Regions from separate parts of the Mus musculus genome. Here region 1 is linked to region 2. The links are chromatin contacts, found by Hi-C in ENCODE. All regions are on one chromosome and are shown on one strand. Each heading gives the region's core, a stretch centred on a gene start or an enhancer-like site at or near the end of the contact. The rest is flanking DNA. Distances are from core to core; before and after follow the strand shown.

The links. A loop is a pair of places that touch in the nucleus more often than their neighbours do.
Region 1: a loop to region 2 is called in a map of regulatory T cell, with 2.5 times the contacts of the local background. The contact joins the promoter of Itk here to the enhancer-like site in region 2. A Hi-C loop is called at or near these places in 2 of 37 maps with a recorded cell type or tissue (T-helper 2 cell and regulatory T cell).

Annotation. Positions count from the first base shown.
Region 1 is chr11:46,387,556-46,392,285 of GRCm38, reverse strand. Itk (IL2 inducible T cell kinase) reads left to right here and starts at 2,771. Exons shown (of 17, transcript NM_010583.3): 1 at 2,771-3,013. The coding sequence starts at 2,876.
Region 2 is chr11:46,305,246-46,310,002 of GRCm38, reverse strand. The region is part of intron 1 of Cyfip2 (cytoplasmic FMR1 interacting protein 2); the gene reads left to right. Among named protein-coding and RNA genes, the nearest start is that of Cyfip2, 4.7 kb to the left of the region's middle. Within about 2 kb of position 3,008, at least 1 of the 3 ENCODE cell types and tissues checked has a DNase peak (open chromatin) inside an H3K27ac peak, as active enhancers do.

The sequences.
Region 1 (4,730 bases), core at 1,522-4,021, 83 kb before region 2:
GCTGGGTATCACCATGTAGCCTCGTGCTGGTTACAGGTGCCAGTATGAGCTTTTGGAATTTGTCTCCTGTAAACTAAACTTTTAAAACCAAAATAAAAATAAGGAGATTCTTGGTCTTACTATGACAGAGAAAATATTGGAAGTTCTAACATTACATTTAAGAGTGGACATAGAATAGTCCCTGTAAGTAGTTTGCAGTGCTCTATGTTGTAGAAAATGAAATTATTGCTTATTGTACTATATGGAGACTTTGCAAATGAAGGACAGTGGTACCTCATATTCTGCTTTCCCTGGTGAAAGTACCATATAAAGTCTGTCAATCATTGCACCTGAATCAATCTGGTATAAACCTACCCTTTCCAAAGTAATTTACATTATAGTTGAGAAGATAGTATATGAGACTACATGATATTAGAGTTGGGTATGCTACCAGTAACAGAAACTAAAATAACAGGGCCCGAGAAAATATTAATGGTGTGTTTCTTTTTATGTTAAAAGAGATGATCCTCTGCTTCTGAGCCTCTCGTCTGAGAGGAAGTGTGAAGAGGCACTCCACTGCTAGCGTGAGTGACCAGATCTGTGGTCATCACAGCCTCAGACTCCTCCTATCGGGGATCCATTGCTCTCACGTGTAACCTCCACAGTATGTAGTATAAAATAGTTCTTCCAGCTCCAACCATCAAGTTGACACCCTAGTCAGTAGTAGGAAAGGGAGGAGATCAGGAGATGCCCTTTAAGGACCCCCCTGCTTTTCTTGAGACGGCCTCCTGAGAGCTGAGATTACAGATGCACAGCACCACATCCCGCCAGGATGCTTCCATTTCTGCCATATTCTCTTGTTCAGAAAAGAGTTGTATGGCTATACCAAGTTACAGAAAAAGCTAAAAACGATGTCGTCTTTAGGCAGGCTGCCCAGATGTCCAGATAATCTTCAGGCAATCAGTTACCCTAGAGAAAGGAAAGAGAAGGAAATTAGTATTTTTTGCTACAAACTGTAGTTTAAAAAGTCTACCTCTGGCCGGGCGTGGTGGCTCACGCCTTTAATCCCAGCACTCGGGAGGCAGAGGCAGGTAGATTTCTGAGTTTGAGGCCAGCCTGGTCTACAAAGTGAGTTCCAGGACAGCCAGGGCTATACAGAGAAACCTTGTCTCGAAAAACCAAAAAAAAAAAAAAAAAAAAAAAAAAAAAAAAGTCTACCTCTTTTGTACATATTTTTCTGTCTTAAAATCTCAGCTTATCCCTTCTCTCCCCTCCCCTCCCCTTCCCTTTCCTCTCTTCCTCTTCCCTCCCCGCCTCTTTTTGCCTTCATTATTCAGCAGCATCCAATGTATGATGTGAAAGGAGGCTGCAATTAGCAATTACATCTAAAACTACACAGGAAAGTTGTACTGCCTCCCTCCCTTTGTCTCGTCCTCTGTTCTTCTCTGATGAGCTGCCTCTGCCTGCCCCGGGACTTCTTGGCTATTAACTTCCTGGTCACATAAGTTCTACACCATAACATTATCCTGACTCAAAGGTCAGACCCTGTGAATTGTCCACAGGGCAGATAAGCTTTAGTTCCCAAAGAGCCCTTACAAGGAGGTAGCTTGCTGTCTGTCTGTGTGTCCTGCCTCCTCATTAGAGTCCTTATGGCAGAGGAAAATAGGAGAGAGGATTCCATGTGGGAAAGTCTGAAAGGCTTCCCAGAGAACGTTGCAGGTCGGCGAGGCTGGCAGTATCTCATAGGCGCTCACTGGAAAAGAAAGAGACAAGAGAGAGTGTTCAGACACAGGACACTGCATTTTTGAAGTAGCATACACAGAAGGAAGCCAGGCACACCAACGGTGTCCAAAGGGGCCCCTGCAGTGCCTCATACAAGACCCCTGTTGCTTCCTTTCATAGATGAAGGAACTGATATTCCAAGCCACTGGACAGTGGTAGGTAGTAGAGATGGAATTCAAACCGATAGGTAGAATAAACAGCCCTGTGCAGATCTCTGCATGCCCTAATCCCTATAACCTGTGACTGTGTGTTGTTGGGTGATAAAGGGGAATTTACATTCCAAATGGAGTTATAGCGCCCATCTGCTGACCTTAAAATAGGGAGCCTGCCCTAGACGACCACTGTGAGAAGGGCCCAGTGTGGTTCTCAGGATCCTTAAATGGAGCAGAGGTAGGAGGAAGAGATTTTGGCAATACAGAGCAAGCAGGGCTCGACCTGCAGTTTGGGGGTTTGAAGATGGAGTAAAAGAGTCAAGACAGAGGCCACCAGAGTGTCCCTCAGTAGGGAGGATGGTCGCAGAGGCAGTGTCCCCTAGAGATCTGCAAGAAAGGCGCACAGTCCCACAGTCACCATGACTGTCACTCAACCAGACACATTTCAGACTTCTAAACTAGAGAATTGTAAGGCGCTTTGAGCCTTGTGGCTCTATGGCGCTTTGAGCCACTAAGCCTGTGGCAGGCAGTCCATGATAATAGCAATGGGAAACTTACATACAAGCTGAGCTCCATTGACCCCTGGATCCCTGTTCTTAGTCCCTTGTTTACATGACTTAACTGTTGTCAAGGCTAAACCAGGAGCTAGAAGAATTATAAGTGAACTCCTCTTATAATTCTAGGTTTCTTCAAACTTCTTTTTCAAACCATATAGCTAAGGGTACGCATGTGCCTCCCAGCTTGGTGAATTTTGAAAGGATGTGGTCATGGCCTTTGACATCAGAGGAGGGAGCTCAGCGGTGAGGCTGGCTGATGCTGATAGAAAAGATAAGGTTAGAGGCAAGTTGCCTTTGAACGACTCTCTAAAGATCAACTGCATCCTGTCTCAGTCTCCGCTGCTCCTCTCCTTCAGTCGCACTGCGGGGTGATGCCCAAGGCGCATCACTTTTCAGAACTGGACCATGAACAACTTCATCCTCCTGGAAGAACAGCTGATCAAGAAGTCCCAACAGAAGAGAAGGACTTCTCCCTCGAATTTTAAAGTTCGTTTCTTTGTCTTAACGAAAGCCAGCCTGGCCTACTTTGAGGACCGCCACGGGGTATGAGAAGGCTTACGTTGTGCTTTGTTTATTTTGTTTATTTATTTTGTTTATTTACTTTGTTCTGTGTTTGGACTGAGCTGATTCCTGAGATAAACTTGAACACCTGGGATGCAGGTACAGTGTGTTTTGGAAGCCACCAAGTAGAGTTAGAGATCGGAAGAAATGTGGAGAGTTCTGAGACTCCAGTGTCAGTTAGATTTGGCTATTTCAATTCTAAAATCTGTAGGTTTAACGTTCATACATTTCTTATGTGGTGAATGTTGTGGATAGGACTTGAAGTTTATGTAAACATGAAGTATATGTGGCATCTACAGTCTGTAGGACAGTAAAATATTAACTATGGCTTATTAAGACGTAAGGGGAAACCTAGCTCAACTTCCCTGTTTTACAAAAGAAGTGGTTCTTAGACTGTGAAGGGAGGTCCTATGTAAGATTTTCACGACTTGAACTCTGCTTATCTCAATGGTCATCACTGCCCTGAGGCCATGGGGTCCTACTTCCATTAAAGTGACATTCTAAAGTTGGAAGGAACAACCCTCTTTGTGGTAAAACATCTCAGGAGACTGGGGGTGTGGAACACAGAGTTTCTGCCTGCAGACCAGGGATCCCGCTAGAGTGTGTCGGCTCAGCTGGAGGCGTCTAATGACATCTTCGTGCACAGCAATAACAACAAAAGCAAGCGAGTGTGTGTTAATACTACAGTGTGACAGGAGCACTGGGTGGTGCTGGGAGCTTAGCCCATGGCTAAGTCCTCTCTGAGGCAGCCAAGGGCCAAGAGCATTGGCTGGGGCAAGACTTGGTCTTTTGAGAGTAGGGTTGCTTTCTAAAATAACCTAGGTCTATCTTGACTGCAAGTTACTCCGAGGCCAGAAGCTACTGGATCTGCTGACACTTGCTGCTAACGGCAGGGTGATTTAGGTAATGGTATATTGATGTCACACCCTTCTCAGTCCAGGCAGCCAGAAGCCCCTCTGACTAGGCTGGTTAACTCTGTGAACCAGAGAGGAAGGGAAGCGAAAGAATTAAGATGCTTTATACAGGCAAATATGCGCAGACACATATACATTCACACATATATTTACACTTTCATTCACATTCTTATTTGCACGTTAACACATTCACATTTTTGTTGGGCCCAATCACCTGTCTCATACACTCCACAAGCATTCATGCATGCTTACATACACACATACTCCTACGAACATACATATAGACAAACAGACATATACATCTGGATAGATAGATGGATGGATGGGCAGAGCCCCCCCCCCCCCAAGCCAAACTATCCAACTAACAACTTAATTTCTTTCCTCTGGCTTTTTTATACCTTCTCAGACAAAAATTTCTTTAGAAAATTACCTCAGAGATAAAATGTTACACAAATTTGAAGTTACAAAAAGATGTTGATATTTTAGCTCAAAGGAGTGTTTCATTCTATATGCTTGTTACAAGTTCAAAGCTTTTACATGGCCCTGGCTTATCATAGTTCATATCTGTGGTTGTATCCTTGGGCCTAAATGTTTTTCCTTGAACACAAATTTGTCCCAAGTCTATTTCTCTTTTTAGTATAATTATTAAAAGCTCATTGTATTTCTTATTATGCAGCCTTTTCTTACTATTCTGAGGAGTGGGCACATTCTATTCTTGACTGTAACCTTATTACAACTTTCTAGCAAAGCAACTAAGACCATCTCTTAAAACTTCCTAAAATTAT
Region 2 (4,757 bases), core at 1,759-4,258:
CTGTCCTCACATCTCAGCCCCGGCCTCCATGCTCAAAGAGGCTTCTTTGGACCACTGTTAGCCCCAGGGTTCCACCAAGAGCTTCACAAAATGCTCTTTCTGTAGCCTCCATGTGGCCACCATAACAATGAGTCTATTTCTTTACTGGCAAGTATTAATTATTCACTTATAGTTGACGAAACCAGATGTCAGTCACCTCATTGGAGCCTTTGTGAAAGGCCTTTGGTCTTGTCAATTTGAGAAGCAAAGCTATATCTAGGGTCCGGCGAATGGCCTTGGCGATTGTAGCTGGAGGTGGTTGGTGGATGGGGAAGGCAGCAGTTTGTGCCTTGCAGACTGTGAATCCTGTGACTCGGAGGCCAGCTGTGGTGGGGGAGGGGCCAGTGCATCTTTGGATGTTCTTATTAAATGAAAGATGCACGAAAGCTCTGAATAGAGTGTGTGGCACACAATCGGTCTCCTATTTATACCCCTATTGCTGCGATGCAGTATTTACACGATCGCCGAGAATTTGGTTCATGTGCATAGTCAATTCACGGTCCTCTCGGACCTCTTCACTCCCGGGACTTACCTGAATCGTGCTTTTTCAAGGGGACTTGGTCTGCTGGATCAGTTGAGGTACGTGCCAGAGACATTAGAAAGGCATGTGATCAGACAAGGTGTTGGCCAGGGCTTCACCTGGCAACTGCTGAAAGTGAACGTGGTTGAACTTGAGTTGGCAGGAGGACCGGGTGGGGGCAGGAGAGCAGCGGTAATTCTCACGTTTCAGCACACAGAGCCGGAGAAGAATGTCTTCCTCTGTGTATTCAGCATTCTGCAACCAATTCAAAAATGTCAAGGGCAAGCTTGGGATGGACAGGGCAGCACAGTGAGGCTAGGACTGGGATTCCTCCTAGGCTTCCTGAGAGCCTTTAACTTGGCCACTGCCTTTTCCGACTTCAACAATTGAGCAATGGAAAGCGGTCCATTAAGCCTGTCACCTATCTGTTGCCACCAAAGCCCTGGGATGAGATAATGTCTGTGAAGCCCCAGGTGGAGAAGAAGTCATGGAAAGAGGAAGAGAACGGGACTCCCGAGCATGCCTCTTTTGGATGCATGCCTCTGTTTTTAAAGGAACGATTTATTAAGTGTATTTTGCGTGTCAGTTTTAAGAGTTGGTTCTGTGGCTTCTCTGTGCCTTGGAGCCAAAAAGAAACCGAAAGGCACTTTGTGGCTCACAGGTTCTGTAATGTCCTTATGTGTGTAAAAACATATCAGGATCCACTCAGGGTGTGAAGGTTATCTGCCAGGATGCAAAAGTTCGGGCGGTAGCCTTGGAGCTATGGCCATTGTAAACTGTGCGTGTGATTTGCCACAGAAGACATCCACTGAAGCAGTACTTTTTAGGCCCTGGCAACAGAGGAGAAATGAATCAAGTGCAGATTCTTGAGAGAAATGGTTTCAGGGGACAGAGCTGACTGCAGCGGACTTTCTTGAAGGGCTCATGCTGCCTGGGTGGCACTTTGAAAGCCTCGTGTCATCTCAGAAGCAGTATGATGACAGAGGAAAGCAAATAGAACCTCCCAAAAGGAAGAGGCCCAGTGATGACCTCATTGGGGGTGGCACATTTTGATTGGGTGCTGACCTCAGCAGCCAGTCTTCTCACAGTAGAAATTCTCAGACTCCAATCCCTAGGAGGGCTGGAAATCTCACAAAAATGCACACGATAAAGAGCAACTTAAGGAAGAAAGGATTTCTTTTGGTTTGCAGTTGAAAGGGGTACAGGCCATCATGACGGCAGGAGCATGAAGCAGCTGGTCACACTGTATGCTGAGTCAGGAGTTGGAGAACGATGAATGTTGGTACTCAGCTTGTTATTTATTAATCGTCACCACCATCATCATCATCAATATTTCTTTCTATTTATTCTGTGATGAAGCCCATGGGGAGGTGCCACTCACTCGGTGCCGAGGGTAGACGTTCCCTCCTTAGTCAAACCTTCCTGGAGTCACTTTCAGAGTTTACATCCTGTTATGTTGACAGTTACGATGAACTGTGACAGGATGTGAGGCTTTCTACAGAAAGTAAAGGTGATGGACTGATGAGGCGACCTTAGGAAACTCCAAAGTTTGGACCAGGTCCCTCTGGGGGGGAGGGGGAATTAAGAAACAAGCTAAGGCTGACTGAGAGAATTGCCCAGCTTTCCCCAAAGGCCTGTGCGATGGTTTATATCTGCTTGGCTCAGGGAGTGGCACTATTAGAAGGTGTGGCCCTGTTGGAGTAGGTGTGTCACTGTGGGTGTGGGCTTTAAGACCCTCATCCTAGTTGCCTGGAAGCAAGTACTCCGCTAGCAGCCTTCAAATGAAGATGTAGAACTCTCAGCTCCTCCTGCACCATGCCTGCCTGGATGCTGCCATGTTCCTGCCTTGAGGATAATGGACTGAACCTGTGAACCTGTAAGCCAGCCCCAATTAAATGTTGTCCTTATAAGAGTTGCCTTGGTCATGGTGTCTGTTCACAGCAGTAAAACCCTAAGACAGCCCATAAACTCAAAGAGTATACAGGGCAGACCCTCATCTCAGAAACTCATTATCTCAGTACTGAGGCATACTTCCGTGTGTGCCTTTAAAATGTGATGCTTTATGATCGACTCCAGCAGTGTGGGAATCGTGAGGTAATAATTACAATCTAAAAGTCTCCCCTCAGTGTCCAAATCTGTTACAGCTCCATGTGGGAAGGAGACATGATATAGTAGGCAATAGGGACTAAAGCATGAGAGAATCATCTACAGAGGTTTCCTTAGCTTCTTGGAAGAGTAGACAAGGAAGGCTTCTGAAGATGTGGTGCCTCGAGGGACCATGATATTGTTTCAAATTCTTAACAACAAAAAAACAACAGGAGACATGAATTTGGGTCATTGGCTCATATAGTCAATACATCATTAAACATTGACGAATATGCCGTGCCCAGTGCCCCTCCCCCTGTGCTAGTTGGAGGAGTCAGACCCAGAAAAGAAGTCTATTCCTGGCATCGGTGGTAACCCAGAGAGTCTGTAAGTGTATGAAGCGGTTAGTGACAGGATGAGAGACTTGAGAGTTCCACACCATGAGTTCTGTGGGAGTGTGGGAGAGTATAGCTGCTGTGAGAGGGGCTGACCTGTTTATTCTTGTTATTCTAGAAGACTGGCTTCTACAGGGCCATTTCCATACGAGCGTGTAGCTTACTTCAAGCATTCCCCACCCCCATCCCCTACCCCACCTCGCCCATCACCTTTCTCTTCCTCCCCCCACCACATTAGTCCCTTCCTCTAGACACTTTTGCTTCTCCTTTCCTCCCGATCTGTTCATAGGAGATTTTATGCATCTGTATAAAATCTAGGTCCCATGAATGAGAGAAGACGTGTAACATTTGCCTTATCTGAGACTGTCTTAATTCTCTGGATTTGATGAGCTCCAGTCGCGTCCATTTTTCTGCACACAAAATGATTTTAGCTTTATGGCTAAAAACCCATTCCATTGCCTACATGAGCAACGTTTTCCTTACATTCAGAATAGGTCGATCAAGGCCTGGGTCTGGACACAGGGTAGGACTTGAGAAGAGGAGGAAACAAGCCACAAAGCTGTGGCTGTGGTTTGAGCAAAGGCACACACAGCCAGGATGTCCTTGAAGAGACTGGTGACCCTGTATACTCTGGCCACCGTGGGCAGATGGTCCAAGCTGAGGAAGTGTAGCTTTAAGCATGCTCCTTATATGGAGACAAATGTCCCACCTAGCACCAGAATCATTTGCCCACGGGTTAGAAAGGCCCAGGGAGAAAAGACCAAGTACAGTCATTTTCTTTTTTCTTTTCTTTTCTTTTTCTAAACCTACATGCTGTACAGTAGTCACATGATTGATGTGACCGCATCAACCTTTCCACGCTCTGCAGAAAGGACAAACACGTTAGATGTGATATGGTGGGGACACTTTGAAACCTCTCCTCCTGCTTTACAAAATGCAGCATGTTTGCAGACCTCAGTGCTTGAACTGTGAGTTGCAACAAATCCTACCACACAGCCTCTGACATCACGGTGGAGGCTACCGGCACTCTAGCTTTCCTATATTTTCTTGTGTGTGTGTGTGTGTGTGTGTGTGTGTGTGTGTGTGTGTGCAAATGGAGGCTGTGGGTCGACCGTGCAACCATGGATATCATTCACTAGTGAGGCTGACTAGTGAGCCCCAAGAATTCACGTGTCCTCGCCTCTCTGGCACTAGCATTGCAAGCAAGCATCACCACGCCCAACTTTTACCGTTTAAAATATGGGTCCTGGCGATCCGACTCAGTTCTGAATGCTTGCACACTAAGCACTGTGCGTACTGAGCTGCCCCCCTCCCACCCCACCCCCAGCCCCCAGAGCTCAATCTCCACAGTTCACAGTGAGTGCTTTGGGAGCCTAAGTCAGTCTCGGAGCCGTGTTCAGGTTTCAGGTCCCCAGTGATGGAGGCAAGTTCTGCATCCTCCAACCTAGAGACCAAGCCTGAAAGTCCCTTCTTGTTTTCCTCAGCAGATGGTTCCTTTAGCTCACTCCCCTCTTTACATACAAGTCCCATTGGGGTTCCTCGTGTGGCATTCTGCTGTGATCCCTACTCAGGGCAAAATTAGGTGGGTGCTGTGGCTAGATGACCTCCCCTGCATAAATGACTGGGGACTGTGGCCCTGAGCTTGTGGCATCTGCTGACTTTTTGGTTGTCACCAAAATGCCTTCCTCTACCCACCAACACAGGAAGCAACTGAGAAA